Linked DNA regions of Mus musculus: all the other regions are linked to region 3. Evidence: chromatin loops called from intact Hi-C (ENCODE). Cell type or tissue: left cerebral cortex. All regions are shown on one strand. Each heading gives the region's core, and the rest is flanking DNA. Links, peaks and the distances in the headings are about the cores only. Region 1 holds the start of Elp4 (elongator acetyltransferase complex subunit 4). Region 2 overlaps Pax6os1 (paired box 6 opposite strand 1). Region 3 holds the start of Dnajc24 (DnaJ heat shock protein family (Hsp40) member C24).

The links. Hi-C counts contacts between places; a loop is a spot of excess contacts. Peaks named below come from ENCODE experiments on the same cell type or tissue, not always from the same donor. Only the 100,000 strongest peaks of a DNase experiment are listed, where the experiment ranks them.
Region 1: a loop joins it to region 3, with 2.7 times the contacts of the local background. A loop is called at or near these places in 10 of 42 quality-filtered maps.
Region 2: a loop joins it to region 3, with 2.1 times the contacts of the local background. A loop is called at or near these places in 2 of 42 quality-filtered maps.

Annotation. Positions count from the first base shown.
Region 1 is chr2:105,901,418-105,911,732 of GRCm38, reverse strand. It overlaps Elp4 (elongator acetyltransferase complex subunit 4), which reads left to right and starts at 7,169. Exons shown (of 10, transcript NM_023876.4): 1 at 7,169-7,464. The coding sequence starts at 7,245. Immp1l (IMP1 inner mitochondrial membrane peptidase-like (S. cerevisiae)) reads right to left here and starts at 7,095. Exons shown (of 7, transcript NM_028260.2): 1 at 7,003-7,095; 2 at 3,304-3,409. In left cerebral cortex, for the core only: a CTCF peak has its summit at 3,210 (motif pointing right); DNase peaks (open chromatin) are centred at 3,213, 6,666 and 7,153; H3K4me3 peaks cover 1,832 bases; H3K27ac peaks cover 942 bases.
Region 2 is chr2:105,612,163-105,622,798 of GRCm38, reverse strand. The region is part of intron 1 of Pax6os1 (paired box 6 opposite strand 1); the gene reads left to right. Gm35946 (a long non-coding RNA gene) reads right to left here. Exons shown (of 5, transcript XR_866617.2): 2 at 6,764-6,931; 3 at 5,848-6,016; 4 at 5,168-5,303; 5 at 2,317-2,535. Among named protein-coding and RNA genes, the nearest start is that of Gm35946, 6.0 kb to the right of the region's middle. In left cerebral cortex, for the core only: a CTCF peak has its summit at 6,230; a DNase peak (open chromatin) is centred at 6,322.
Region 3 is chr2:105,997,622-106,008,257 of GRCm38, reverse strand. It overlaps Dnajc24 (DnaJ heat shock protein family (Hsp40) member C24), which reads left to right and starts at 4,709. Exons shown (of 5, transcript NM_026992.3): 1 at 4,709-5,164; 2 at 6,183-6,329. The coding sequence starts at 6,222. In left cerebral cortex, for the core only: a CTCF peak has its summit at 5,038; a DNase peak (open chromatin) is centred at 4,969; H3K4me3 peaks cover 1,644 bases; H3K27ac peaks cover 827 bases.

The sequences.
Region 1 (10,315 bases), core at 2,316-10,315, 98 kb after region 3:
ACATACGTATGTGTATAATTATAACACATGTGTAAAATATAATATATATAATACATAACTAAAGTAACCCCCACAATGAAATCAGGTAAGTGGTTATCCTTGTGGAAGAAGGAGAAAGTGACCAGCATGTGCCATAGAGTGATCTTATATAATGATTACAAAATGTCTTTCTTTGTATCTGCATGCTGGTCACATGGTTTGAAAAAAAAAAAAAACATTAAGCCATCCACGTCTACATTTAAAAAAAGTGACTGTAACCAGGAATTTTCAAAAATTCTCACTGCAATGACTTTTAATAATTCCCTTAGAGTAGACACTCCAGATAAATTCCAAATGTAGAATATCTCAATTTGTAGTCACAGCAAGGGGATAATGTGAAAGAATGAAGAATGTAACACACTTCATGGATGATCCTTTAAATCACAATGTTGACCCAGAGGCCCACCTGCTATCACACTAGGAGGCACAGGTAGGTGGGAGACACCCAGAGGTCTGCCTGTAGTGGGAGCCACTACTATGTGCAAGTACGTGGTGGAGAGATGAGAGAGAAAGAGAAGCAGAAGGGTCTGAGCACTATATAAAGAGAGGCAGAACTGGAGGTACAAGGATGGAGTGAACAGCCTGATGCAAATAGCCTGCCCCGTCACCTGAGGTCATGGTGAAGTCTGGGCCTGTGTTGCATCTGATGGCCATGTCTGGGTTCCCAGCCATACAACAGCAGGTGTCTGTATTGAAGTCTGTGGCTCATATCACCACCAAAGGCCATGAGGATGTCTCTGATCTGGGCTGCTGCCTGAGACCATGTTGATGTCCAAGGGTTGCAACACAGCTGGCCCCACCCCTCAAGGGCTGCAATGAATACCGGTGACCCTGTTGGCTTGGATGCAGGTAAGCAGGCCTGAAGATGTGAGAGCAAGAAAGTAGGCCCCGCCCCTTGTAGGATGTACCATTGGGTGAGCAAGCCAGGGCAGTGTTGGAGTTTGCCCCAGTGGTGTGGGTGCAGGAGAGCTGGCAGGCTGACTCAGCTACCACCCAGGCTCAGATTCAAAGCTTTCGGGTGGCCCAGTCCAACATCTACCCCATCTATGAACTGCATGAGCCTGTGAAGGGGCTGGTCCTGTAGATCCAAAGCTGTAGGATCTCCATTATACAGGGCAACAACATGACAGCCAGGAGGAGTCCCAGTGAGGATCCAGCATAGCAGAAGCTAGAGGCCTCAAACCAGACCAATGACTCCTTGCAATGAGCATTTACAAGATGTGTGAACAAAAGTGTATACTCTGTGACACACTACAGCTTCCCCAATGAGATGTTTTGGTTTTTGTTTGTTTGTTTCTTTCTTTCTTTTGGGGGGAAGCTGTAAGGGCTGAGGGTTGATGTGAAGGAATGTGGAGATAATTGGGATGGGATGCATGATGTGAAACTCACAAAGAATCAATACAAAGTTTTTAAAAAACAAAATGTGAGTGAAATAAGAAAATAGATACTATTTTATAAGAAAAAGAGGCAAAATATAAACACATTGCTTAGGAGTACACATGAAAATTAAAAATTATACAAACATAATTTAAGTAGTTACAACAAAAGGTAGATTATTTATTACCGCTAAAGAAAAGAAAGACTAAGCCAGACACGGTAAATTATAGCTAATGAGTCCAGGAATGTGAAACTATCAATAGTTAGACTCCCATCACTAAGGAGATGTAGAGGGAGAGAAAAGAGGGGAGAGGAGAGATAAGAGAGAAAGAACAGCATTAGTGCTGGGGAGTGCAAGTGATGCTATGAGGATATGGTGGCTTGGGACTGCTGTACAGGTATCACACAATTACCTCATATTTGCCTGTGTTTTTGTTTTGTTTTGTTTTTGTTTCATTTTGTTTTGTTTTATTTTGTTGGTTTTTCGAGACAGGGATTTTCTGTAAAGCCCTGACTGTCCTGGAACTCACTTTGTAGACCAGGCTGGCCTCGAACTTAGAAATCCGCCTGTCTCTGTCGCCCAAGTGCTGGGATTAAAGGTGTGTGCCACCACCGCCCAGCTTTGCCTATGTTTATAACCTTATATTACACAATGCAAAGTTTAACCTATGTATTATCTGTGATATTACATTCTTGCTGAAAAAGAAAAAGGCACATTCTCTTGTTAACATCAATTTACATTCTTGGTCTGCAGTACTAATTATTATAGTAATATTTTAATAACAAAGAACTATTACTATGACTAATTCTTCATAATTCCAATTAAGTATGGACTTCACATGTTTTACAACAACTATAAAAATATAGGAGACATGTTTTACAACAGCTATAAAAATACAGGAGACCTTGAAAGAATATAAGTTCAATTATTCTGCTCCACTTTCACTTATGTATTGAATGTTATTTCTGCCTCTTTTTTCTTTTCAAACAAAAAGTGTACACTTACATTAAAAATCCCAGATTATAACCAGATAATTTTGTGCAGATTGTACTCCTCAAAAAATTTTGGCTTGAAGGTAAGAAGACAGTTTCTTTCTTCTCTAATATTAGAGAAGAAATCAAACTTTAAATCAACTTTAGGACTTTGTATACATATATGATAAGGGTCTGTGATAGCTTAGCTGCAGATAAAATATTTGAAGTCTGACCTACTGTCACTCTGTGTAGGTATACTCCATATGTTCGAGCAAACATGGTGGCTGGAACAGGGTAGACACCAAGTAATGTTTAATTACCAGTACTTTAAAATATAAAACACAAGTTGCTCATTCAAAATTGATCCAATATGATCTAATTTAAATTACACTGAAGTAGTTTCAACTGCTGGGAAATGGTATTGTGTAGACACAAATCATTTTCTCTCCAATAGCATATGGAAGTAAAATTGTTACAACTATCATTGCTATAACAGTATACTGACTTGCACTTGCACACACACACAAAGGATATACAATTGAGGAAGTCATTTAAGGTCAATACTGACAGGTATCTCTGAATATATATTTTTATAACTTTTAGACACAACTAAACAAGAAACAACCAATAAATAAGGAAACAAGAGAAGATCGTCCTCCCATAAGACTTCAGTAGATTATTAACCTGGTGGCAACAGTCTAGCACTTTTGTGACTATAACAATGTCCCCGCCCCCACCAAGGGGGTGGGGCACAGAGCAGTTCTTTGCTCACCTATTTAGTGCCTTTAGTGCTCTTTAGAAAGTCACATTGTGTCCAGCAGGGAGCAGCCTTACAACAGCCAAGGACTTAACTTGAATACGAAACCCATAAAGGAAATCAAGGGGTGTTTGAATTCTAAAAATTCTACTTACCATAAGTCTGTTCTACAATTTGTTCAACTTTATGGTAGGTTTCCAGGAAACCCCAGATCTGACGGAGGTCTCAAAGCGTGCATGGGTCATCCATGGCTTCCGATTCCTAAAGCAGTAAATCCAAATTGTGAATGTGAAAGCGTCTCTGTCCAGTGCTGGGCTAAGTTATTGTAAAGTAGGAGCAGATATTTCTCAGTGAGTTGTGTCTTCCTTTTGGTGGGGCAGCAGGAGTCTTGAATTTGGATATTCAATACCATTGGACCTTTATTAAATGGGACTATTAAAGTCTTTTATCCAAAAGAGAATTTAAGGAAGGAGTTAGAAGACAGGTTACATGAAAAGCTAAGAAGCTCTGCGGTCAGAGTTATGGGAGTTGATAAGGCAGCCATCCACTCTTTTGCTTTTCCAGGTCAGTATGCATATCTAATGTTTTTTGTTTTTGTTGTTTTGTTTTTCTTTTTTGAGACAGGGTCTCCCTACATAATCTATGTAGTCCCCAGTGTCCTGGAATTTGCTTTGTAGACTGTACTGGCCTCAAACTCAGAGATTTTTTTTTTTTTTTTGCCCCCAGAGTACTGGGATTAAAGACACTGAGCCACCATGTATGGCTAATCATAAAATTGAAATACAGTACTAAATAGTTTATAATGCTGTTGTGAAAAAAAATCATGACCAATTGAAAGGCAAAATATTTTAGTTTTAAAACCTATGATGCAGTTAGCTATAATAATTCTATATCAGTTCTTATGACTTAAAAGACAAATTATTTTGTCTCTATTCCTATGTGAAATGTCAAAGTTTGCTTTGTATGTGTTTACATATATGGCTTTTCAGAGTTTACAACAAATAAGATAATTATCCAACTTCAAATACATATAATTTAGAGGGATTTTATCTGCTTAAATATATTTATTCTATTTGCAGGCACTATAGCTAATCTGAATCGCATTGTATTGCAAGTCTCAAATACACTTATATACCCTCATGTAAGTATTTTATTAGTTATGTAAGCATCTGAGCCCTCCCTAAACATTTTAGAGTCAATATTTAATCACCTAAATTTCATTTCACTCTTGTTTCAATCAGTTAAAGGCCACTACTATTTTAATATATACTAATATACTAATACTAATGTACACATTAGGCAACAAACTTTTTTAAGTCAATAGGACTTTGTTATTACTAATGTGCCATGCACACAAACAATATCCTTAACAATTTGCAATATAAACTTTGAAAGAAAGAAACTCATCTATTTAGCACTTGCTAGTACTATTATTAACATGAAGTGTACTGGTGTACTATGAAACATATATTTATTGGGAAAGGAGTGCCTGTCATAGCATCTATGGCAAGAGAAGTGAGAGGACAGCTTGTTCACATTGGTTCTCTCCTACCACGTGGGTCGTAGGGGTGGGACTCAGGTCATCCTGATGATAGTTTGTACCTCTGATGTTCTGAAAAAGTACATTTTCTGCAAACAGCCAAGTTTATGTCAGTTCGTCATGGCAGTCCTAGGAAGTTCTTGTAGATTTTGGCAATAGGATGTGGGGTGTAGCCTTAAAAGAGACTGTGTGGTCTTCTCTCCCCAGGATCATGCCTACAGCAGAGTCTGCTTCAAAAGGACAACTTTAGTAATATTTCTTCAAAAATTGCTCTCAAACAATAGTATTTTTTAAACTAATATAAATAAACACTGGAGACAGTGAGGAGCATGACCATACTAAGACCTTGAAGGGTTTTAGAATATAAAGTATATAGAACAGAGAAAGATAGAAGAGTCCACCACACAGGCTGACAGCTGTGTAACCCTCCAGCTGCCACTTACTTCTGTGGGGCAACACAAAGAAGTGCCACATAACTGGCACTTTTAAATGGCTCAAAGGAAAAGGAAGACCATGATGTAACATATAAAAAGTATTTGAAATTAAATTTCAGCTTCTAGCAAAGCTGTGCTCAACCATTAATGCCAGTCTCATGGTTTACTCATGGAAGAGATGAGAAGATTCAAGAGATTTTATTGTCTGCCAAACCTAAATTACTTACTATTTGGTCTCAGAGCTATCCACTTAAGACCAAACACAAATATACAGTAATTGTCATATTTCCTACTGTGACTCTAACTGGTGTTGGGTTTTTATGGAGAATAATAAAGGATAATCAAAAGAAACAAAGTATATTATCTGCCTAAAAGGAGTTTGACATCTAAACTACAAAGACTGGGAACTAGGATAGGAATTCTTTATTTGCTATTAGAGAAGGAATCCACCATTTTAATAAAATTATAAGATTGTATAAAAATTACAAGACTGGGTTTAAGCAGAAAGCAAGTGCTTAGCAGTTATCTGAGTGCCTTAAAAATATAAAGGCATGTGCTGTACCTACTGTCACCAGTGTGACATATCTGAAATGAAAACAAGCAACCTTTATCAAATCTCTCTGGTTGATGTGCTGCTAAACCACAAACTTTGTTGCCCCCCCATATGATTCTCTTATATTTGTTTGAAGTTTTTTTAATTATTATTTGTTTTGCTGATGCTAACTCTGAATATCTGATTCTCCTTTTCCAACTGTTTGGGATTATAGTCTCCTGCCCAAGCCCAAATATGATGCAGGAAAAAAGAAAGGGTGGGAAGGAGGAAGGGAAAGAGGGAATGGAAAGAAAAAACCGTAAGTAAAGGTGTTGTGGTGGCATTCACCTGTAAGTCTCAGGCAAAGGCAGGCAGACTTCTGTGAGTTATATACCAACAGGGCTACATAGAGAGATCCTGTCTCAAAATAAATGAATGAATGAATGAATGAATCAATCAATCAATCCATATATCATGTATCACCCATCACTGTCAGCAGTAATTAAGTGACACAAGTATTGACTTAGGTCTCTTTTTCCGTTCAAACATTGCTTATCTTGGATGTCTTCTAGAAATCACTTAACCAATTCCTCCTCCAGTTCACATATGAAAAAAAAAATCAGGTCTGAATTACATGGTTTTTTTTCTACCACAAATAAAACTCATAGTGTAGTAGGAACCCTCTCCATTCAGATTCAAATTACTAGAAAAATAAGGTACAAATACATCTAATTCCACTCAGATTTAGGGGAGAGAAACTTCAAGTAGTTTCCGTTATTTGCAGCTGCTTTGGAGAAGTGACAATTAAATGTGTGAACAAGGTTGTCAGAGTAACACTTGCCATTCACACTGCTTAGGAAAGACCCTCCGAGATTTCCAGAAACACTAATTAAAATTAAGAAAAGCTGCTCACGGGGACTTGTCAGAAAGGTATAGTCTGTGAGAGTGGGGGAAGAAAGCCCAATGGTCTCGAAGTTCATAAACGGAAGTTTCTAAGTAAAGTCTACCTTAACCCAACCCACCTAACCCTGGGTTCTCACTGCCTTAAGCCCAAGAGCTCACCAGCCACTGAAGTCACAGTTACTCCTGTCCAGACAGCTCAACCATTCGGGAAATCAAGGTTTCGAGGAGAGGTAGTGGTGGGGGTGGTAGGGATGGGGAATAACTTTCCTTAGAGACCCAAGAGGTGAGAGAGGCAAAAAGAGGCGTCTCTCTGCTAAACAGCAGGGGAGAGCGCCAACTCGCAGTGGCTTTAGAAGCCCTGGGGGCGAATCGCTTCTCTTTCCTTTCCTTTTAACTCGTGAACGTAGGCACTCGCAAATCAAGAATGCCGAAGGACGGTACCCACCTGCGGCCCCAAACACCAACAGAAGTTCCTCGGCCAGGACTCAGACGGACCAGGGCCGCGTACACCCCTCCAGCTTTACGCACCGCACTTTTCAGCAATAGGCCTTGCGATTGGTTGACCTGCAAGGAAATCTCAGTTCTATTGGCTGCCAATGGCGTGTAGGCGGGACTTTGGGGCTAGCTCTGACAGGCCCCCCGCTCCAGTTCCCAGAGTTCCGATTGGGTCATCGTAGGAGCTTCAAGATGGCGGCGGCAGACACTTGCGGCGCGGGTACCCTCAGCTCCCGGTCTGTGGCGTCCGAGGCGGGTCAGGGCGGCACCTCTAGTTTCCAGAGGAAGGGCAAGGCCTCTGGGGGCCCCGGAGGGGGCCCTCGGCTGCTGTCCATTGCTGGCACGCGACCGTCGGTGCGGAATGGACAACTGCTGGTGTCAACCGGGCTCCCAGCCCTGGACCAGCTCTTAGGTCGGTTCAGAATAAATATGTGGGCGCGTTCCAGGAGAAACTTGGGGGAGGGACTCCTGGGCAGCCCATCACCCCTGTGCTTGGCCCGGCCCCACGCACCCATTTCCTTTTTCCCTCTCTTCTTCATAAGCATGGTTAGGATGACCTGCCCTGACAGAGGAAGACTGGGAGGAAACTTGCATGGAGATGTCAAGAGGTGTGCACTAAGCCCGCCTTAAGACCCAGACTCCTTACTCTTCTCTGTTCAGCACCTCATTTCTAGATGACCATGGACTCCCTACATGCCATTACCCTAAAATGATTACTACTGAAAAAGAAACACATATGGAAAGGAATTGGCTTGTAGGATCCTCTGCTGGTGTCTTAGGACTCCTTCCTTCCAACCCCGGGTAGCTTAAAGCTGGGACTAACCCACAAAACTTTTTAGAGTTTTAAAGAAGGGTTCCTTTAGAAAAAGTTGAAAGTATTGCCCTCTTTCCCACAGCCTGGCTACTCATCTTAAATAGTAGAGCGGTATGGTTCTAAAGAGTGGATGTTAAAGATGCCTGTTGACTCAAAGAAATGACAGTCCTTGGTATTCAGATAGTTCTACACCCCACCCGAGTTTCTTTTTTTTTTTTTTAATTTTTTTTATTAGATATTTTCTTCATTTACATTTCAAATGCTATCCCAAAAGTCCCCTATGCCCTTATCCCCGCCCTGCCCTCCTACCCACCCACTCCCACTTCATGGCCCTGGCATTCCCCTGTACTGGGGCATATAAAGTTTGCAAGTCCAATGGGCCTCTCTTTCCAGTGATGGCCGACTAGGCCATCTTCTGCTACATATGCAGCTAGAGACACGAGCTCTCAGGGTACTGATTAGTTCATATTGCTGTTCCACCTATAGGGTTGCAGACCCCTTCAGCTCCTTGGGTACTTTCTCTAGCTCCTCCATTGGGGGCCCTGTGTTCCATCCAATTGATGACTGTGAGTATCCACTTCTGTATTTGCCAGGCACTGGCATAACCTCAGAGGAGACAACTATATTAGGGTCCTTTCAGCAAAATCTTGCTGGCATATGCAATAGTGTCTGGTTTTGGTGGCTGATTATGGGATGGACCCCTGCCACCCGAGTTTCTTAAATATGTTCTTATCATCTCTGGAATTTTTTGGGTTTTTTTTGTTTGTTTGGTTGGTTGTTTGGTTTGGTTTGGTTTTTTTTTTTGGGGGGGGGGGTCGAGACAGGGTTTCTCTATGTAGCCCTGGCTGTCCTGGAACTCACTTTGTAGACCAGGCTGGCCTCGAACTCAGAAATCCACCTGCCTCTGCCTCCCAAGTGCTGGGATTAAAGGCGTGCGCCATCACCGCCCAGCATCTCTGGAATCTTTAATGCAAAGCCTACTGAAGAATATACTTGTTTCATAGAACTGATTTGTTGAAAGGATTGATTAGTTAAGTTAGTAGGACAGGCTGCATTTCTGTCTGACTGCTGCTTCATGGAAACGTGTGTTTACATTTTGTAACCCTTTTTTATAGTGTTTATTATATTTCCTTTAAACTTGGTGCATTTGTATAATATATTGCATTTACCATTGCTTATTCTTGTTCTTCACTTGACATTTTCTCTGGGTTCTGCTCCAGGCTTTTCAAGTAAGTTTAGCAAAAAGGAAAGTCACAAGACAGGGAGCGCATCAGGAACAGCATGGTTTCTTGATTCTATGATTTCTTGTCCTAAATGTACCTTGATTGTTTTCTACATAAATTTAAAGTAGTTTGACATAATTGTTTCAAACCCACTCAGTTGTATGATACTGGAAACATGATGCAAAATGCATAGTAGGTAAATGTGTATTTCACTTTTTTTCCTGTTTGGCCTCAGTTATCCTAGTTTTGAACCCAAAGCTTAGAAAAGTTTGCTAGTTTTAGTGAACTCTCACCCAGAAAGAAACTAATCTGCAAGATTTAGTGACAGCAGATCTTTCCTAACAGTCTGACCTATCTTTTCTACCTCTTAAATGTCTATATTCTTAATTAAATAGAGGTAGGTGCCTTAATTCAGTTGATAGTAATCAAACTCCTCAAGCAGAAGGACTGCATTTTCAGTATTGTACCTTCATTTCCTCATTACAAATAGTAAAATGTGCCTAGACCGGAGCCTGGCACTCAGTAAGTTCTTAATAAGGTCTTGATTGAAAGAAGAAGAAAAAAGCCTAAACAGGAAATAGTGAAGTATGAAAAGTGGAGTTTGGCATTTGAGCTCCAAAAATTGATTCAGAAATTTAATGCTATGAATAGTCCCCAAACTCTAGACCACCAGAGCTCGTGTTTAGCTTCATATTTAATCATCTCAGAACTTACACCAGGGCTATTGCTAATTTTCAAGAACTATTTTCAGGGAGTTTTGATAGTTTACTGAATTTAAGATTAAATATTTAACTATAGTCTTTTCACACCTGCCAAAAAGAACTGAGGGCACCTTTTCACCTGTGTTTCTATGGAGACGTGTGCTTGAACAATCATTTTGAAATTTGCAGAGATGCTTGAAGAGTGGAGGAGTTTAGTATTTGAGTCTAACATGGTAAAAATTAGTGTTCACTAAGAAAATTAAAATAGTAGCAATTGCTGAAATGTTGTATGTTTTGCATTATTGCAATTGATTTGCAAAGTATATAGAGATCCAGATAGTTGTAATAATTGGAGCTACTATATTTGGAATAATAAATATATTATTTATTATTACTGGGTAGATGTATTTCAGTTGTTAACTTGAACATTAAGACGCTAATGACATTTTGTAACTTGATTTCTTGTCCTATATGTCTCCTGAAGCAAAAAGTTTATATTTGTTTTTCACTAAAATGTTTGGATGT
Region 2 (10,636 bases), core at 1,511-9,510, 390 kb after region 3:
CCCCTGGTGGGGACATAGGCATGTACTTCTTACTGTACTGAATTTTTTTTTAAGCAGGTACTGGGGATTTGAACTCAGGTCCTCAGGCTTGCATATTAAGCACTTTATTCACTAAACTATCTCCCCAGTCCTGCTTTGACTTATTTTTTTTTTTACCATAGTTAGAATCTTTATGTTCATATTAATAGACTTTTAAAGATCAGTTTTATGGTTTTTGAATCCCCTAACCTCAGGTCTTCTGCACCTCTGCTTACTCCATCTTGCTCCGGCTTGTCCCTTGCTCTAACTGATGAACCAACGTGGAGAAACTATTCTGCGTCCAAGTCCATAGGGTACAGTGGGTTTCCATGTTGGCGGCAAATGTTCTATGGGTTTTTAAATACTGTAGTCATTCATCATATTTGTTACCCATGTTAGTGGATTTCATTGTCTGTTTTACTGTCTGGTGATGCAAAAGCAGTGTATATTAGTAGAAACTGCACATGGCGTTTGGCACTGTCTGGCCACACGTGGCCTAAGACTTGAGTGATGCAGGAAGACAACAGGCAGCAGCAGCTCCTGGGAGCACAGGAACAAAAGACCAAGAGGGTTTTAGTCTGGAGGAAATTTGAGCCACTTGTCTGATGTCACAGGCTGATGGATAGAAACTATTCTAATTCTGACTTCCGTGAGCCTGGTGTCCCTGCCCTTGGTGCTATCCCTAACCATTTCTCAAGGTGTTTTTGTTTGTTTGTTTTTGTTTTTTCTAGACAGGGTTCCTCTGTGTGTAGCCCTAGCTTTTCTGGAACTTGCACTATAGACCAGTCTACCTCGAATGAAGATATCTGCCTGTCTCTGCTCCTAAGTGCAGGGATTAAAGGTGTGCTCTGACACTGCCTGGCTTCAAGACGCCTCCCTTTCCTGCTTAACTCTGACAATAGACATAAAACCTTTCACTTCTTGTCCTACTACTGTCTGGGTTATGACTTTTGACATGTCTCTGACCCTCATTTTGTGTGGTGTGTGCACATGCACATGTGTGTGTGTGTATGTGTGTGTGTGTGTGTGTGTGTGTGTGTGTGTGTCGCTTCCAATGCTTTCCTACTCCCCCATCTTCTGGCCTTGAGCTCTTCTGACATACTCAAGGATGACCCTTGTATTGCATGGCTGTCCCTGTGAGAACAGGTCAATGGCATTGAAAACAACCTCGTGGACAAAACATTCCAGCTACGGATGTAGTCCTCAAGTGATCACAGATTGAGGGCATAAAACAGCAGCAGGCATGTTATGCCCATGTGTTGTGTGGGGCAGTGGTGACTGGTTTGTTTTTGTCCTGTTTTGTTCTGTAATTATTTGAGACCTCAACTAGGAAGACATGAGTGCCTAGAGCCAATGGTAAGGGTTGGGAACTCAAGGGTTTTTTTTTTTTTTTTTTTTTTGTTTGTTTGTTTGTTTGTTTGTTTGTTTCTCCCCAAGACTGCTAAAGGGCTAGTCTGTTGATTAAAGTAGTTCATGTGTGTTTATTCCACATGGCTTTGGGTTTCTTTCCAACATGGTCTCAGGCAGGGAGACTTCTTACATGCAGACTTCAGGGCTTCTAAACACCTGTTCCAGGGAGCAAGATGGGAGTTATGTGACCTCTTGTGACCTAGCCTCAGTCACAGCACTGCTCCTGACACTCTCTATTGTTTGAAACAACCATCCAGGTTTAAGTAGAAGCGACACAGCCCCACCAACTCAATAGGCTCGTCAAGTATTTCAGCACATGCTTTACACCCAGGGTGCAAACAAACAGAAGATTGAGAAATTAAACATACAAGTTAAAAACCCACCAGTTTTTTATTACACAGGCGTCTCTAAAACAGCTCCCACAGTTTTCCATACAAAGATCTTTCCTGTTTAAAATAAAACAGAAATCTTCAGAAAATAATTATTACCTAGGTAAGAACAAAATGCACCAAGCAAATAACCCAAAACAACCAAACATAAAGAATTAAGCATAATACAAACAATGTGAAATCTTCCTGAAAATGTGTCAGCACCGGTGACCGTTGATAACTTTTGAAGAACACCCTTTCAGGCGTTTCTCTATGCATCTACACAAGTAAACATGTCACTACTTTTACAGAAACTGGATCAACTATTGAACGCTTAAAATTAAATACATTTTATTTTATTTTTTTTTTACCACTCAATAATATACTACAGCCAACAGAGATTGTTGGTTTCATATCCAGTAGCTATTATCCTGATGGATGCTTGGTTTGTGTGTTTGCTTGGTTATTAATTAATTTATTTATTAACACAGGATCTCATGTAGCCCAGCCTGGTCTTACTATGTCATTGAGACTGGCCTTGAACTCCTCCTGATCCTTTTGCCTCCACCGTCTGAGTGCTGGGGTCACAGGTACACTCCATCCTGTCGGCCAAGGGCTCTGTCTTAAGTCGCTGGTCCACATTCTTTTCAGTAGAAACTTGTTCCCAGAGGTGGGCTCTACCGTCAGCCTCTTGGGCAAAACAGAATTTGCCTTAGCTGTGGATAGTCTCTTCTTTTAGCTAGCAACAGAATAAGGAGGAAAAATGCAAAAGAATTCTAGCCAAAGTGACACAAGAATTGGATGGATTTAGAGAAATGTATTTCTTTTAAATAATGTTTTAATTACTATTTTATGTGTATGGGTACTTTGCGTGCATGAACGGGTGTGCACACCTGGTGCCCAAAGAGGCCCGAAGAGGCCCAGGAGCTCCAGAACTGGAATCATATACAGTCGGGTGCTGTCCTGTGGGTTCTGGGGATCAAAGCCAGGTTCTCTGGCAGGTGAAGCTAGTGCTCTGATTGCTGAGCCATTGCTCCAGCCCAAGGAAATGGGTTTCCTAATAGTAATTAAGAAGGCAGTAGTTTGGAATGGCCACTCTTCCTTTACCATACGTTGTCTTTCGTGCATGAGGTAGCAGTGTTGTTATCAGGATCTCTGAAACCCATGACATCACATAGGCGGGACCTGCAGACCTGTTGCCAAGGCAACAGCTACCATATTCCCAGAATCCACTTAGCTCATCTCCCACCTTTACCTGTGTTACATCATCACTCATATATAAAGACAAACCTCCCTGATCTCTCTCTCTCTTCCCCCCCTTCTCTTTCTGCCATCACCTTGCTCCCCTCTCTCCCAATAAACCTCTTACACGTGGAACTGCTTTGGTCTGGTGTGCTACGTTTAGACTCGAGCTGCTATTCTAACACATCAAGCAGTGAGTGCCACAGTAGCTTCAGGTGTTGTGAGGATTGCCTTTCTTCTTTTTTATAATAAATTACTGATTGTTTAACTTAAATGGTTGCATCATAGTTTTCTGTTAAAACCAAGAGTATTCTAACTGATGAATGCCCATAAGTACTATTATGCAAAATTACTGCCTTTTGAATTGGAATATCATCAATAACTGTAAAATTCCTAACTGTTTGCCATTTTTGGCCCTTTTCTTTATTTTGAGTCATAATAAATGACACTAATGAATATTAATATTTGAACTAACTTAAGTTGCATGTCATATATTACCTCAAACCACAATGATTCCATATATGTTACCTTTTAATTATCCTTTAATGTTGACATCTTTCACAATCATTGGATTTGTTTTTTTAATTTTTAAAATAAATTTCATACATGAGCACACAGTATTTACAATATTTCCATTCCTCCACATTACATCTCTTCTCCCTTTTCAAGCCCATGTTATTGCTGTATATGTGTGTGTGTGTGTGTATATATATATATATATATATATCCCTATATGTATGTATACCACCACCTACTGAATTCCTGTGTGTGTATGTGTTTAGAGATAGCCACTGGGGCTTGGATAACCTATCAGGAGGCTTGTCACTGAAGAAAATTTATTTTCCCTCTCTCCACAGCCATAGACTGCCTGTAGCTCTATATTTACTGGTGGGGCTTTGTTTAATTTCCCATTGGCATGCTGACTATAGGGTCACTATGTAGGCCATGTTTAGGCAACCATACTGTTGAGACTTCATGGGTACAGCACTCATGTTATGTCTAGAAGATACTGTCTTACAGCCAGCTCCCTGGTCCTCTCGCTCTTAAGATCTTTCAGCCTCTTCTTTCACAGTGTTCCCTGAAACTTGTGTGTAGGGGTTGTGTTGTAGATGTATCAGCTGGGACTGTACACCTCACGGTCACACATTTGCTGCATTTGAACTGGTTGGGGATCTCTGAAGTAGTCTCTGTCTGCTGCCAATGAGGCTTCCTTGATGAAGGGAAAGAGTTGCATTTACCTGTGGATATACAGATAAGTGTTTAGAATACAGTTCGATGCTATATTGATTTAGAAAAATGTCAGTAGTAGTGCAGTAGTGAATCGTAGATCCTCTAGGATCTGTGAGCTTTCCAGACATGAGTAGTTGACTGCTTTGAAGTATTAAGCATGAGTTCCCTTGTACTGAATGGACCTTAAATCCAACTCGATAGCTGTTGGTTACCCCTGAGATAGAATCGCCACTTGAACCAGGGTGTACTCCTGGACTGGTCACTGCTGTGCTTCACAGATTTAACATCTTGACAGGATTCCTGACTACTGTTAGCACCTTCTAATACTGTGAGGATTAGCCCTCAGGGAGAGGGAGGACTAACCTTCAGGAAGAGGCAGGACTAACCTTCAGGGAGAGGGAGAACTAGCCTTCAGGAGGAGGAGGACTAGCCTTCAGAGAGAGGGAGGATTAGCCTTCAGGGAGGAGGAGGAGGACTGGCCCTCAGGGAGGAGGAAGACTAGCCCTCAGGAAGGAGGAGGACTAGCCCTCAGGGAGGAGGAAGACTAGCCCTCAGGAAGGAGGAGGACTAGCCCTCAGGGAGGAAGAGGACTAGCCCTTAGGGAGGAGAAGGACTAGCCTTTAGGGAGGAAGACTAGCCTTCAGGGAGAGGGAGGATTAGCCTTTAGGGAAGAGGACTAGCCTTTAGGGAGGAGGACTAGCCTTAGGGAGGAGGACTAGCCTTCAGGGAGAAAGACTAGCCTTCAAAGGGGAGGTCTAGCCTTCAGGAAGGAGGACTACCCTTCTGGGAGGAGGACTACCCTTCAGGGAGGATTTGCCCTTAGGGACATGGGCTCCAGGTCAATTCCACTTCTATTTCTTCAAGTCCCATATGTGTTGTTTTCAGGAAGAGGGTCTTACCTTCAAGTTCTGAGAGAAAACCAAGTATGATGGCAATAGCCTATATTTGTTTTGGGGTCTCCTGAAGTCCTCTGACCAGCAACACAGAGGGATGCTTCTCATGGCTCTGGGTTATTTGTCAAGGAATCTATGGCTCCTAGGAGAAGCATTGTTAGTCCATGTGACACAATACCACTTAAACAATAATGTATTATATATAAAAATATTTAAATAAAATAGTGTTACCCATTAAGCTTCACACCACCACTTTCCCATAAGCACCTGTGTCATACTATCTCCTGCTCTCGAGCCTTTCCACAGAACGTTATTAAAACTAATCAACCTGGCGTGATTGTGCACACACCTCTGACCTCACTACTCAGGGGACTAATGTAGAAGGACTGAGAGAAAGTTTAAGGCCTTCATAGTGATGATCCTATCAAAACCCCTAACAAATTGACATTGGTAATAGTATTGTTTAAGCTAGACTTTATTTGGATTCAATGAGTTTTTGTGCAGGCCCTTCTCCACTCCAGGAAACAGAGCCAGGTACTATTATGCATTAGATTCTCTGGTTTTTAATAGACTTGAAGTCATGTCCTTGGCGGGTGTAACTGAACACACTTCTAGAAAAAGCAAACAAACAAACAACACATTGAAGGCAAACATATGCTTAAGTGCTTATGAATAGTCATCCTTACAACTTTATGTAGCAAGGTGTTCTTATTCTCGTTTTCTTTTCAGAGAGGTTGAGGCTTGGTACAGGCCACTCAGGGGCAGAGTTCAATTCCATCAGACAGCTGGCTCGGGTTTAGAGGATGTTATATCCCTGACCCTTCACCAGAGCTAGGCTGGAGAGCAGACCGTCACCTGTGGGAAGAGCTAACTCTGTTCAAAAATGAATATAACGCACCAGCAGCTACTGGCCCATTTGGCCAGAGTCCCCTATGTCCCTTCCTCCTGTATCCACTCCTTTTAACTTATTCTGACTAACCAACAGCTGCTTGTCAATCTTACCCAGTGCTCTGGGCTACAATGCAAAGGCGCCTCCTGGTGTTTGCATTTGAATAGGGACCCGAGTCTGGAAAACAATGAGGCTCGGGTGGGAGTGGGGGCGAATTCGAGCTAATCCTCTTCCTGGCGTCTTCCATTCCACCACGTGGCATTACCTCCCGCACCTGCGCAGAAACCTCGATTCTCCTTTTGAATTCCTTGTGAATGAGGTCTGTGCATCTAAAGAGGGACAGAGCCTTCCAGGGACAGGAAAAAGGACTGCTTTTCAGCCAGTGTCTCTTTGGCACCACCTCCTGGGTTCCTACTTTCCTGCATGGGAGCACTATCCATTGTCAGGCCAGAACCAGGCAGGGAGGACTCTAGGTGAAGGTAGCTGTCTCCGACCTTTCCAAACATTCAGAGACCTTTCCCCAGTGCTCGAAGGGATGCTAATTGTCACTGTGCAGTAGAGACATGGATGGTCCGAGTGACCAGCTGGTAAATGATACAGTAAGGCCTGTAACTGTGGCCCGCCTGCTTCTGTCTACACAGCTTCAGATCTTCCACCACAGCGAACATTGTCACCACGATTGTTCTAGAAATAGGGCCATTGCCAAAACCAACCTCAAATTCCTGGTGTGCGGAGGATTCTGTGATGTCCTGGGTCAGCAGTCTGTGGTTCTCAGTCCCTGGAGAACCAGGCAGGAAACAAAGCCTCTTTCTCAGGCACTCTCCTGAAGGCGGAAGTGGCTCTGTGTGGTAGGCAGCAAGTTAGAGGCCAGGGCCAGCATCCTGTCAGGGAGTGAGCATTTCCGCATTCAAAGTGGCACACCGAAAGGACACTGAGAGTGAACCACTGCCACTCTGTTTACCTGGGAGTTCTCTGGGACCTAGGAGCAATGCTAATCCTTTTGTTGGCTTTAAGAGGACTCAGCGAAACCAGCTCTGTCCGAAAAACAGCTTGGGGAAAACTAATAGACTACAATGTGGACTGACTCAGCTCAGTCATCATCAAGCCACTCGCGGAGCAGCCTTGTTGTTGATGAGTTGGCATGAGGTCACCCTACGGGCAACAGAAGTCACCACTCAGGGCTGGTGAGATGGCTCAGTGGGTAAGAGCACCCGACTGCTCTTCCGAAGGTCTGAAGTTCAAATCCCAGCAACCACATGGTGGCTCACAACCATCTGTAACAAGATCTGACGCCCTCTTCTGGAGTGTCTGAAGACAGCTACAGTGTACTTACATATAATAAATAAATAAATCTTTAAAAAAAAAAAAAAAAAAAAAAGTCACCACTCAAAAGTATGAATAAGAACTGCTACCAGGTGTTGTCCTTTCCCTACACACAAACGCTCGACATGAGTGAACTTGGCTAATCCTAGGAACAAACAATAAAACAGTGTGCATAATTACTACTGTCACTTGACTGGTAAAGAATCTAGGCATTGAGGGTCTGGAAATTTGTACTGGATCTAGGACCAAATATGGCACTTTGATCCCTTAAAAGTTTCAGGCAGAAGGAATTGAAGGAAGGAATAATTGTTAAAAGCTCACATGGTAAGCAAGTGGCAAAGTTGGGAGCCAACGTTATCAGAAAGGCTAGGAGCAGAGAGTACTGGGGACGGCTGGATACATCCATGCTTCCCTTTCCTGTGGGTTTTGATTTTGGTTTTGTTCTGGTAACTTTTTTTTTTCTTTTTTGGACAAGGTCTCACTTGTATGTATGTAGCCCTGGCTGACCTGGAACTCACTGTGTTGACCAGGCTGGCCTTGAACTCACAGAGATCTATCTGCCTGCCAAATGCTGGGATTAAAGGCATGTGCTACAACGCCTGGCTAGTGTCTTATAATACCTGTTTTATGGGATGAAAATCACAAAGAGAATTTACACCAGAAAAGAAGGGAATGGCCCTCAGTGGGTGCCTGGTTCATGGAAAAATGGGCAGTGTCTGAGTCTTCGAGTGTCCAAGGGAAGTAAGTTTGGAAAGACCATGGTGCTTAGGGGGACAGAGGGAAGGAAAACAACCAACACTGATGTTAGGGGGAGAGTTGCTTAGAACTTAGTCATTGATTTGATTGCCTTTATATTCCCTCACAAAACCATGGGATGAAGACAAAGTGCCTACCCTCTATGGGGATTGTAATCTGGGAGCAGGGAAGGGGAAAAGTTAAGCTTTCAACTAAGCACCCATGAACTTGCAAAGGCATAAAATAACCTGCAAGTCTGGCTTCTGTCCTGCCATAGTTTGAATTCTTGAGGATCAGGTATGAATGCCTGCCACACAGTCATCTATGAAGTCGGTGCTTAGGCATTACTGCATAGTGGTTAAACAGATATACAAGATACACTGAAGGAATAGCCTATGGGGTTATGTTTCTGATTGTAAGAGGTAGAGATGGGGGTGGTGGAAAACCCTCCATTGAGATTTGAGCCAGGGTTTAAGAGTTGAAGTTTCAACGAGCTGCTGAAGTTATTTCCTGTAGAGGGAAATAAAATGCTGCCTACTGATGCAGTCTAAGCATGTCTGAGGAGCTACCAGATAAGTTCCAGGAGCTAGGACTTCAGTGTAGGCCAGTGATAAGGAGAAAGAATCAAAGGATAGGGTGAAGGGTATGTACCTAGGTGGGGTAAGCTCACTTGAGTCTTACCACAGTATTGGGTGGGAAATTGGGTGAGTCCCCTGATCTCCTTTCAGGAGGTATATTGAATCATGGAGTCTACTGGTAGATCTGAGAACTTCAGGATTAGATATATTCAAAAGTATAAAAAAGATGTCCCACCAGACACCATTCATGGAGACAAAACCAAACCTTGGAATGTATTCCTCCATGCAGAAGTGCAGTGTGGACATGCCCCATGTATATGTGGAGATACTTGGTGAACATGAAGGGGTAGCCGGAGAAGGTAGAGAGGAGAGAAAACCCAAGTGGCTGAGCTAAAGCCTTCCTTTGCCTTCTGCTGCCTCCCTTAGTCCCTCTGGATCATCTAGACATCTGCAGATCCTCCCAGAGTCTCTCATTTAGCCCCGGAGATCTGCGAAAGCCTGGGTGCAGAGAGTTGGTGCAGTTTTGACAAGATGCTCACAGAGGTTCAGTGACTAGTTTTAATTAGGCCATCTTTGTTTATGTTTGATGTTTATCAGCTAATTGGCATGGCAAGGTGTGAGTCACACGGCTTTCCCCTGGCGTGGAATCAGTTTGTCAGAGGAAAGGCCAGGAGAACAAATGATCCCAATTATGAGAGAACCCACTGGGCTAATTATCATCCCACTAAGGACAGAACACCCCCCCCCCCCCTCCTGCTCTTCCTGCTGTGGCTGCACCAAGCACTTGCTCGGGATCCCCCAGCCTCCTCCGACCCAGGAAGTCAGGATCTAGGCCCAGCTGGCTACCTGGAGATTTATTCTCTTGAATTCAAAACCTACATGTTCCTTCTGCTTAGACACACTAAGGCAATAGCTCTCCTTAGTCCAAATTAATTCTTCCTTTTAGACCCTGCCACAAAAGTAGCTCCTATATAGCTTTTGGATGCATTTGTAATTAACTTTTCAATAACATAATTGGTTTTGTTATAATCACTCTCTTACTTATGAAAGAGACTGAGTGGTGATTGGACTTTACAGTAATTGATTGGTTCAAGGGCAATGGCTGCAGTTGGCTTTGAACTCTCATGACTTCTCAGCACTGCTCTTGATCAGTACAAGATCCCCGGAGGCTCAAACAACCTAAGCATCAATCCAATCAGGATTCTTCCGGAGGATTTTTCTGGGGCGACTGTCCCTGTAACTATGGTAGTACTAGAACAATGTGGTCCAGAACTTTCTGTGACGGTGGAAATGACCATCTACTCACTTATCCAGGCAGTATTTTTAGCCACATGTGGCTATAGAGCATAACGATCGCTGAGGGCTGATTGACTTTTTCGTTGTATTGGGTTTTGATGGAAAGAGCCACACGGAGCTTGCTGCTTCCTTTGTAGGACAGTACCTGCTTAACTGCGGTTTTCCCGAAGGCAGCAATTCCTCAGGAGCCTGCACCTGTGGCTTTTCTACCCCACAGTTTCCTGCCTCCCAGTGGGCAGCGCAGGGCTCCTGGTTTTCCGTAGCTTCCCCGCTGGTCACTGAGGCCCCTCCAGCGGAGGGCTCGTGCAGAGGAATGCGGTTTGGCTGCCCTTGAGTTGAATGATGATCGAGGACCTTTGGAATGTCCACAAAGCCCCCACACTCTAGGCCTCCTCTGTCTCTTTCCCTCACCGGGGTAACAGATGGCCCCGGCTTTCACCAGCCGGGCCCGAGCACATTGTCACTCCCAGCTGAAAGTGAAATATTCAGTGGCATTTAAATTAAATAGACTCTAATGCTTCAGTAATATTAATTACGTTTTCATTCATCCCTAGCCTAATAAATCAATGCGTAAAGAGGGGATGCTCGGGAGGCTGGCAGCCGAGTGGGGCCACTGCGCCTTTGTGTGAGGCCGCACACAATGCCCCCATTCTT
Region 3 (10,636 bases), core at 909-8,908:
TGCTTCTATAAGGGTGTTCCTCTACCGATACACCCACTCACACCTCCCTGCCCTAGATTCCCTTACACTAACTAGAGCATCTATCAAGCCTTCATAGGACCAAGCACCTCTCCTCCCATTGATGCCTGACAAGGCTATCCTCTGCTTCATATGCAGCTGGATCCATGTGTACTCCTTGGCTGGTGGCTTAGTCCCTGGGAGCTCTGGGGGGGAGGTCTGGTTAGTTGATATTGATGTTCTTCCTATGAGGTTGCAACCCCTTTCAGCTTATTCAGTCCTTTCTCTAACTCCTCCATTGGGGACCCCACACTCAGTCCAATGGTTGGCTGCAAGCATCTACCTGTGTATTTGTAAGACTCTGGCAGGGCCTCTCAGGAGACAGCTATATCAGGCTCCTTTCAGGAAGCATTTCTTGGTATCCACAAAAGGGTGACTGTATATTGGATAAATCCCCAGGTGGGGCAGTCTCTGGATGCCCTTTCCTTCAGTCTCTGCTCCACACTTTGTCTCTGTATTTGCTCCCATGAATGTTTTGCTCCCCTTTCTCAGAAGGACTGAAACATCCACACTTTGGTTTTTCTTCTTGAGCTTCATGTGGTCTGGGAATTGTATCTTGGGTATTCAGAGATTTGGGGCTAATATCTACTTATCAGTGAGTGCATACCATGTGTGTTCTTTTTTTATTTTTAACAATTTTGTATTAGATATTTTCTTCATTTACAATTCAAATGCTATCCCAAAATCCCTTATGCCCTCTCCCAACCCTGCTCTCCAACCCACCCACTCCCACTCCCTGGCCCTGGTATTACCCTGTAATACCAGGCATATAATTTTTGTGAGACCAAGGGCCTCTCCTCCCAATGATGGCCAATTAGGCCATCTTCTGCTACATATGCAGCTAGAGGCAGGAGCTCAGGGGGTACTGGTTAGTTCATATTGCTGTTCTTCCTATAAGGTTACAGAACCCTTAAGCTCCTTGGGTACTTTCTCTAGCTCCTCCTTTGGGGGCCATGTGTTTCATCCAATAGATGACTGTGAGCTCCACTTCTGTATTTGCCAGGCACTGGCATAGCCTCACTAGAGTCAGCTATATCATGGCCTTTTCGGCAAAATCTTGCTGGCATAGGGAATTGTGTCTGCGTTGGGTGGTTGATTATGGTATGGATCCCCGAATGGGGCAGTCTCTGCATGGTCCTTCCTTCTGTCTCATCTCCAAGCTTTGTCTCTGTAACTACTTACATGGGTATTTTATTCCCCATTCTAAGGAGGGACAAAGTATCCACACTTTGGTATTCCTTCTTCTTGAGTTTCATGTGTTTTGCAAATTTTATCTTGGGTATTCTAAGTTCCTGGGCTAATATCCACTTATCAGTGAGTGCATATTATGTGAGTTCTTTTGTGATTGGGTTACCTCACTCAGGGTGACATTTTCTAGTTCTATCCATTTGCCTAAGTATTTCATGAATTCATCGTTTTTAATAGCTGAGTAATACTCCATTGTGTAAACATATCATATTTTCTGTATCCATTCCTCTGTTGAAGGACATCTGGTTTCTTTTCAGCTTCTGGCTATCATAAATAAGGCTGCTATGAACATAGTGGAGCATGTATCTTTGTTATATCTTGGAGAATATTTTGCATATATGCCCAGGAGTGGTATAGCTGGGTCCTCAGGTAATACTGTGTCCAATTTTCTAAGGAACTGCCAGACTGATTTCCAGAGTGGTTGAACCAGATTGCAATCTCACCAACAATGGAGGAATGTTCCTCTTTCTCCACATTCTCGCCAGCATCTGCTGTCACCTGAGTTTTTGAACTTAGCCATTTTGACTGATGTGAGGCAGAATCTCAGGGTTGTTTTGATTTGCATTTCCCTGATGTTGAACATTTCTTTAGGTGTTTCTCAGCCATTCGATATTCCTCATTTGCGACAAATTCCTCTTCTAAGTACTCTAAATGAGTACAGTGTTTTCTTTAGTAGGCTACATCTTAAGCACTGAACCATCATTCCAACCCAATGGTTTATATTTATGTTTGTGATGGGTAAGTTTGCTTCTGAATATAAGTTAGTAAGAAACAAACCTATTTTAGAAGCTTGTTGAAACCAAGCTGATGCAAGGTTTTCTCCAGGCCTGAGGAGGAACTAAATCTAGGAACATGCTTGGCAGAGCAAGTAATGGTTTGGAACCAGGGTCTTGGGACCTCTTTCTTTAGGCCCTGATTGTGGATAAGGAAGATCCTTCCTTGTCTAAAACCATGAATATGCTTGGCAGAGCCAGTAATAACATGGAGACATGGTCTTAGAGGACCAGAGGTTTTCCTGAGAAATCAACTAACCCCACCCAGAAAAAAGGCGGTGGTTATCAGCCCCAAGGTCCTTGTGATTCACTTGAGATAGCCTGTCCCCTTTGTGCAATATTGTTTGTTAAGCTTCCTGCTGACTTCATCCTATTGTATGATAGCTTTCTGCTAAGTGTGTCCCATCTCCCTTAAAACCATATATAAGATACTGTACTTCTTAATAAGATTGACTGGTATAAGACATAGTTTGTGCAAGACCTCCTGACATCAGATTTCCTACCCTTTTAATCTTCTCATCCCCTAGTCCACTAGGCCTTGGGTCTCTGTCCCTGGAGTATGACCTTGTCCAGATTAGAAACCCATCACTCAAACTTGAAATGTGAAGCAAGTCAGCTTCCAGTGCTTAGCTTGTCAAATAAGAAAGGTTTCTTCCTCCAGAAGGCTGGCAATTCCACGGGGGAAACAGTTTCAATACATACCTCTAGAGACAATAATACATCACGGAATTGGAAGATTACAAATGAGTATTTTATACAACTTGCCATAGAAGTTGAAAGAAGTACTGTCTAATGATTCAACTACTATAGAAGGTAAATTAATGCCAGAATAAAATGCTAGGACTTTAGGAGGCAGATATAACTCAGAACGTAAAACAAGTGCTACCAATTCTGACAAGCTGAGTTCAGTCCTCAGGTCCCACATGGTAGAAGGAGAAAGCTGATGCCCATAAGTTGTACTCTGACCTCTAGCACATTCTGTGGCATACCCACACATAGAAATGCATGGACAGTAAAAATCAATGCAATTGGAAAAGAGTTATGACTTCATTCTCTAAACCTGCTTTGCTCAATGTTGTAGCTATTAATGATATGAGGCTATTGAAACTGAAAATAGGTAGTCCAGACTGAGAGGTGCTAATTTACATTATTCCATTTTATAATGAAACTATTCTGGATGTCAAATATAATATTTTCAAAGTCTCACATAGAGCTTGAATTTGGGGTTTGCTATATTTCTATTGAATGATGTTGTTCTAAAATGGAAATTAATGATTAGTGATCCATGTCAGAGCCATCTTGAGGAGTTTATTCAAATGTTAATTATTTGGATTATAAGACAAGCCATCTGTTTTTTTTTTCAATGAACTAAACACAACAACAGCAATAAGTTGTTTGTGAAGAAGTGAGTTTTACCAAATATATTTTCAGAAACAGAACCACCAGACTCAATGTTTCAAGTGTCTGAATACATACCCAAGCAAACCACCGATAAGACATCTTTGAAACAGAGAAAGTTAAAGAGAATGTATTTATTGGATGATATCAATTAAATATTGACAGCTTAGGTTGACCAAGGACACCTTGGAGATAAAGCAAAAAGTTCATCTCATTTAGTGCACAATGCTAGAATTCTTGGAGATGAGAATGAAAAGCATTTGTGAGTTCATATGAAAAAACATCAAACAAACTGGCTAAAGAAAATAAATTACACAATAACCTGATGGAATAGTATATCAAAACTTTTGTTCTCAAAATTGGACTTCTTGAACATATTTCTGTATACAGACAAGGGTCAAGAAGGATTATTTGAGGGCTAGGTAAGGTATATGGGGGCTTTCTTATAATATTGTACAGGGAGAGATTCACAATACTCACTATGCATTTTGGTAGGCTCACACACATAGTTTTCTAAGCCCAGGAATGAAGCTAGATCCTGCCACTGTATAATGGTCTTTGCTTTAAACATGACAAAATCTATCCATTGGAGAACCCAATCTGTGCTTTTATATTTAGATTTTAAAGTCAACTGTATCATTCTGCAGTTTTTCCTTACGTCATGCAATGCTCATTACAGTAAATAATTTATCCTATTAGAATATTTCCTACCTAATTTTATCTTTGGTGCTTCTTGAATTGATATTTGGAAGAAATAAGACAAAAGGGAAAGTACATCTAAGAAAGTAGCAACACCAAAACTACTTTGTATTGCCAAGGGAGATCATATTAAGGTCTCAAAACTAAGATGATTCTCATCTCCAGATACAATGGGGGGGGGGGGGGGAGAGAGAGAGAGAGAGAGAGAGAGAGAGAGAGAGAGAGAGACAGAACACAACAGCACAGTTCATTCTGTTAAGAACGCTGTTTCTACACCTGGATAATTATATACCCGGCCTTTGTCCTTGATTTGTTTCCTCATCTACAAAATAGTTCTAGCAACATCTTCCGCAGCTGTCTCACTGGGATGAAGCGAAAGCGACAAAGAGATAGAAAATGGGAAAGGATTTGCAGTTAAAAAATATTTTAAGTCAGTTGTTCAGGTTTAACGGAAATTATTAGGCATAATTTGTTAGCCATCCTCATCCTTATCACCAACTGCCCGTCCCCAGTATAAACAAATAGGACCGGAGTTGCTCAAGGTAAAGTAAGAGGAACCTAGGATGAAGGTGCACCTTAGGAGATGTAGAGGGATGCAACAATCGTGGTGTCGGGGCAAAGGAAGAATTAGAGCAAATTGAGGAAAGGCATTTCTCTGCGTACCTCTCACTGTTGACAAAACCTCAGAAATCCCGACGCGTTACCATAGCGGCCGCGTCTGGACTGGAGGCGGGGCCTTTCAGTAATGTGCACCAACAACTAGGGCGCGACTGGAAACGTACTCCCGCTGTACTCCAACTTCCGGCGGAAAAGAAAGTGGGTTCCGCTTTCCGTCCGGCTGCCGCAGCAAGTGGACTCCTGCTCCAAAGTGAAGCGCCATAAGTCTGACGCTGTGTGGAGCCAGGGGAAGGCATCAGCAGGGACAGCCTCGGTGGGGCGGACGCCTGCCTGTGGACGCCGCGTGTCCGCCAAGCTGCGGCTGCTTCAGGGTGAGTTGGTTTCTAAAGTCTGGAGGACTGTGGCATCCTGGAGTGCATAGCTTCGGGAGCAACGTCTTTATGGGCTGTGAGGATCTTTGCCCCAGCAAGAGGACTCCCCTTTCCCCGAGCCCGTGCGGTGCTGTCATTTTGTGCGTCTTTATTTTTACTCTAGAAGAAAGAAGCGAACCAGGGAAATTCAGGAACTATGTATGTCCTTAACATTTCTTTGGTATTCCATTCCTTTTATCTGTTCGTTTCATACATACTTATTAAGCTCCTGTGTGTTTAGTGAGCACCTGTATGCCAGTTTTGCCATTAGATAAGAAATACCTTTTTAAAATTTTAATTAGGTATTTTCTTCATTTACATTTCCAATGCTATCCCCAAAGTTCCCCATACCCCTCTCCCCCCCCACACACACTCTCCTACCCACCCACTCCCACTTCTTGGCTCTAGCGTTCCCCTGTACAAAGTTTGCAAGACCAATGGGCCCTCTCTTTCCACTGATGGCCGACTAGGCCATCTTCTGATACATATGCAGCTAGAGACAAGAGCTTCGGGGGGTACTGATTAGTTCATATTGTTGTTTCACCTATAGGGTTGCAGACCCCTTTAGCTCCTTGGGTACTTTCTCTAGCTCCTCCATTGGGGGCCCTGTGATCCATCCAATAGCTGACTGTGAGCATCCACTTCTGTGTGACAGCTATATCAGGGTCCTTTCAGCAAAGTCTTGCTAGTGTATGCAATGGTGTCAGCGCTTCTTAGAAGCCTATCCATCACCCAGGCTCATTATCAATTTCTTTTTATAACATTGTAAATTTATTTAGGTGATATGCATATTCCATGAAATATTTAATAGGTTTTCAGTATCTTTATATCCTTGTATCCTTGTACATGGCATTTATGGGACATTTAAAATGGAAATATAGACTTTCTTGGGCTTGCAATTTACTCAAGTAGTAAGGAATCTAGGAGGAATATTTCTTTATTCTGGTTGTAATGAATTGCTGTAACATTTCTGCTGCAGGTCATCAGAGAAGGCTCCCTTCTAGGTCAAAGGACGCTGATGGCTTTGGAGCAGACACTCAAAAAGGATTGGTACAGCATTCTGGGTGCAGACCCATCTGCAAATATGTCAGACCTAAAACAAAAATATCAGAAACTCATATTACTGGTAAGTCTTTTCAGATTTGAAATCATGGTGGGGAAAACAGTTTTTTTTGTTTTTCAGTGCGACCAGAAATTTAAGCTTCAAAACATTTCCATCAATAGGAATCTAGATATTTGTTTGTTCATTTGAACATTTTTGTAGTAGAGGAAAAGGATTTTGACTAGGTGTGGGATAGCATGGTAGTGACTGAGTTAGAATCCCCTGACTCTCTCACTCTCAGAACCTGGATTACTTTTCTCTATTCGTCTCAGATAATTTTGACTGAAATAATCCATGTTGGGTCTCTAAAACCGTTTTTACTTAATAAGTGTTGAAATCCACTGTCCACGACCATACTAGTGAGCACTTGAAATGTGTAATATTCTATGTGTAAAATTGTAGGCCGGGGCCTAGCAAACACATAAGTAGATGCTCACAGTCAGCTATTGGATAGAGCACAGGGCCCCCAATGGAGGAGCTAGAGAAAGTATCCAAGGAGCTAAAGAGATCTGCAACCCTGTAGGTGCAACAACATTATGAACTAACCAGTACCCCGGAGCTCTTGACTCTAGCTGCATATGTATCAAAAGATGGCCTAGTAGGCCATCACTGGAAAGAGAGGCCCATTAGACATGCAAACTTTATATGCCCCAGTACAGGGGAATGCCAGGGCCAAAAAATGGGAATGGGTAGGTAGGGAAGTGGGGGGGAGGGTATGGGGGACTTTTGGGATAGCATTCTAAATGTAATTGAGGAAAATACGTAATAATAAAAAATATTAAAAAAAAAAAGAAAAGTTGTAATGTGTTATATAGACTGTTCTCTGGATTTTGATAATTTGGTAAAACTAAGAACATAGAAATTAAAATTTTTTACACTGATTATATATTAGAATGATAATACTTTTTATGTTCTGGCTGATGAACAGAATGCATGTGCCTGTTTTACAGTAATATTAAAATTTTAAGTAATATATTTAGTCTTTGAGAGCTTCATACAATTTTGATCATCTCTATTTCCCTTATCCCGGATATAATTCCACCTCCCTTACCAACCCAAATTTGAGTTCCCTTCCCTACTTCCCCAACCCACTGAGTCCAGTTTGTGTTGCCCAGATACTCTTGGGTGTGTGGACTGCCCTCATGTGTGGTCCACCTGCTAAGAGTCAGACCTTCAAAGAAAACTGACATTTCTGACTGCAGTTATCAGATGCCAGTATCTCCTCAGGTAGAGGTGGGACTTTGTGCTCATCTCTTCCCGTCCATTCTGGCATTTATAATATCAAAATGTTTTTAATATTGCTTGTGTTTAACATGTATGTGCAGCATTTATTTAATAGTCTAGATTATAGTTCTGTTGTATAGTGATAATATAAGCCTTTAGAAAATGTTTTTCAGTGATAATTATTGTGGTATATAAATTATCTAGAACTTTTTAATTGCTTGCATTAATGTATCCAGCGATACTATGATGTTCCTAAGACAGGATCAGTTACCTTGTAATAGTCTCCACTTACTTCACTTTACAAAGAAAAGATAAAGAATCAATATTTGCACAGCATTGTTGGTCTAGTTTATGTCAAATATGATCTCTGGTACTTTGCCCAAGCTCTGTTTATTGGAAAAGGTATCTTGCCATCTGAAATCTCAATCTTAGGGAATAGAGAGTAAGGGAACTTTTGGTACCTTCTGCCTTGGAACTTTTAAGATCAGAAACATCAAGTACATATTGTTGAAAATTTTCCTTATACTAAATCATTCTTGTACTTTAGTTAATTGTAAGATAATGCTAGAGAATTGACTGGCTAGACCTGGAAGTTCTTCCATGTTGTCTTTTAATTAAGCAATGAGAAGGCTCTGTGTGGTCCTACTTGTCAAGACTAAAGTGGATGTCCACTTTATATGCACATTAACAATATAGTGGGTCTAATTTTTGTCTGTCTACTACTAAGTTTTATATATATATATATATATATATATATATACAAACACATATACATATACATATATATTTTTATATACTAGAAATATAGAAATATATACTAGAAATATATTTCTATATTTCTAGTATAGAAATTTTTTTGTTTTTATTACATAATATACATTTTGGCTTTGTTGTTTTATGTTTACTGCTTTGCATGTCTTCTCTAATGTCATGAAAATATTCTCCTGTGTCTTCTAGAAACTTTATAGTTTGTTTTACTGATAGACATGTGCCTTTTATGTAGACCAGGATCAGTGGTTAAATCTTTAATTTTTCTCAGTATGGAGATTCAGTCCCTCTGACATCCTTTGCTGAAAACATACTCTTTCTCCAGTAGCCTGTGCTGGCAGTGCGGGTCTAGTTCTAGGTATTATTTGAAATTCTATCATTCTTCTTGAGTGTGTTTTTGTTTGCTTACATTCTTTTTTAAAGAGTGTGTATGCATGCGTGTGCATGTGTCTGCCTGTATGCATGTGCGTGTGCGTGTGTGTGCGTGTGTGTGTGTGTGTGTGTGTGTAGATCAGAAAACAACATGAGAGAGTTGGGTCATGTGGGTCTTTGAGATGAAACTCAGGTCCTTGGGTGTGGTGGTGAATACTTTTAAAACCTACTGAACCATCTTGTTAGCACTTGCTCGCACAACTTGTAAGATTCTAACAAAAACAGTTTTGGCTGAGTCTTTATAAAATTTTATTAATATATATCCATTCTAGCAAAATAGATACCTTATTAGCAATGCCTTTGATTATATGAATACATTATAGTCTTTCACCTACACACTTAAATAATTTTTAATTTATCTCATCAGTATTTATAATTTTTAATATAGAGATTGTGCTAGTTCAGTAGGCTTTGTGGAAGCCTCAGCTCTTTTATTCTTCAGCTCTCTATTTTACAAAAGTAAAGGAAGAATTATGAGTTGATGTGTTCCTCTGTGGTTTTACCAATAGTCTAGAAGTAATGGTACTGAAGACATCTGGCTTTCTTTCTGGAGTATTCCTATCTGAATTGGAATGTTCCATCTTTCTCTCTCATCTGGTTAACCCGACTTCTGTCAGCTGATTCCATCTCTGAATTCTGTGGGAAAACTGTTCACCAAAGATGGCTCTACTACATTTTTCAAGTTCCTCTCTTCCATCAGAAGGTCTGCCCCTTCTCGACTGCAATCACCATTGTCCAGGAGCAGCACTAACATCTCCCTTGCTGAAAGCTTCAATCAATTATAAAACATCATTTTGGTTTATTGCTAAGATGGCCAAATCCTAGTTTCCCCAGAGGAGTTCTGGTTTGTGCCTGTTATTCTGGCATAGTTAATAGCACCCCCTTCCAGTACACAAGTCTCTAAGTTTAAATCAGGACCTGATCAGCAGCCTTGGTCTAGCTTAGCTCACATTCACCTTTCATTCATTGTCTTTTCTTGTATTCCAGGGCATAATATTTTTCTGAGGTATCTCCTGTTACAAACAATCTCTGGAATGTTGTAGGCATACAGATAAATATTCAATAAATGTAGGCAAATTTATATTTTAATACCTATGTCACCAAGTTTTTGCTTTTTTATTTTTTCATTTTTATTTTCTGTCTTATTTAATTATTTTTGAGAGGTTTCTTTCTATTATTTCAGCAACACAATATCTTTTAAAAAATTAATTAAAGTTTTCTTTATCTTCCTTCAAGTTCTGGGTTTTCCCCCACAATACTTTTTATTACAAAGGCTTCTAGCTGGGCGTGGTGGCACACTTCTTTAATCCCAGCACTGGGGAGGCAGAGGCAGGCGGATTTCTGAGTTCGAGGCCAGCCTGGTCTACAAAGTGAGTTCCAGGACAGCCAGGGCTACACAGAGAAACCCTGTCTTGAAAAACCAACCAACCAAACAACAACAACAACAACAAAAACCCAAAAATAACCAAAGCAAAAACCCAAAGGCTTCTTTATGTAATTGATGGATCGTGATCATATGTAAGAGTGAAACAGTAGGGCTCATTGTTAATTTTTGTGTACGTGACCAGAGGTGTTCCTTCAGTGAGGTCAATGACGCCATTCAACAACATTTCCTTTTTAGCATTTGGCTCCCCAGAAAGGAATTCTTAAATACCTGCTGATGACTTGGTAACTTGGTTTCCTAGTACTCTGTTTCCCTCCCTTTCTTCTTCCCTCCTTCCTTCCTTTTTGTTTTTTAGTACAGCATTTATCCTAACCCCTAACACAGTGACTAGTATTCCTGAGTTTAGATCCTCATTAGTCTTTATGTACACAGTAAAATTCTAGTTTTCTACTTTGTTGGAGAGAGTGGATACCTGGCCTTGTGATGAGGAAGGGTACTGGGGAACCAGTTAATCTTGTTAAAG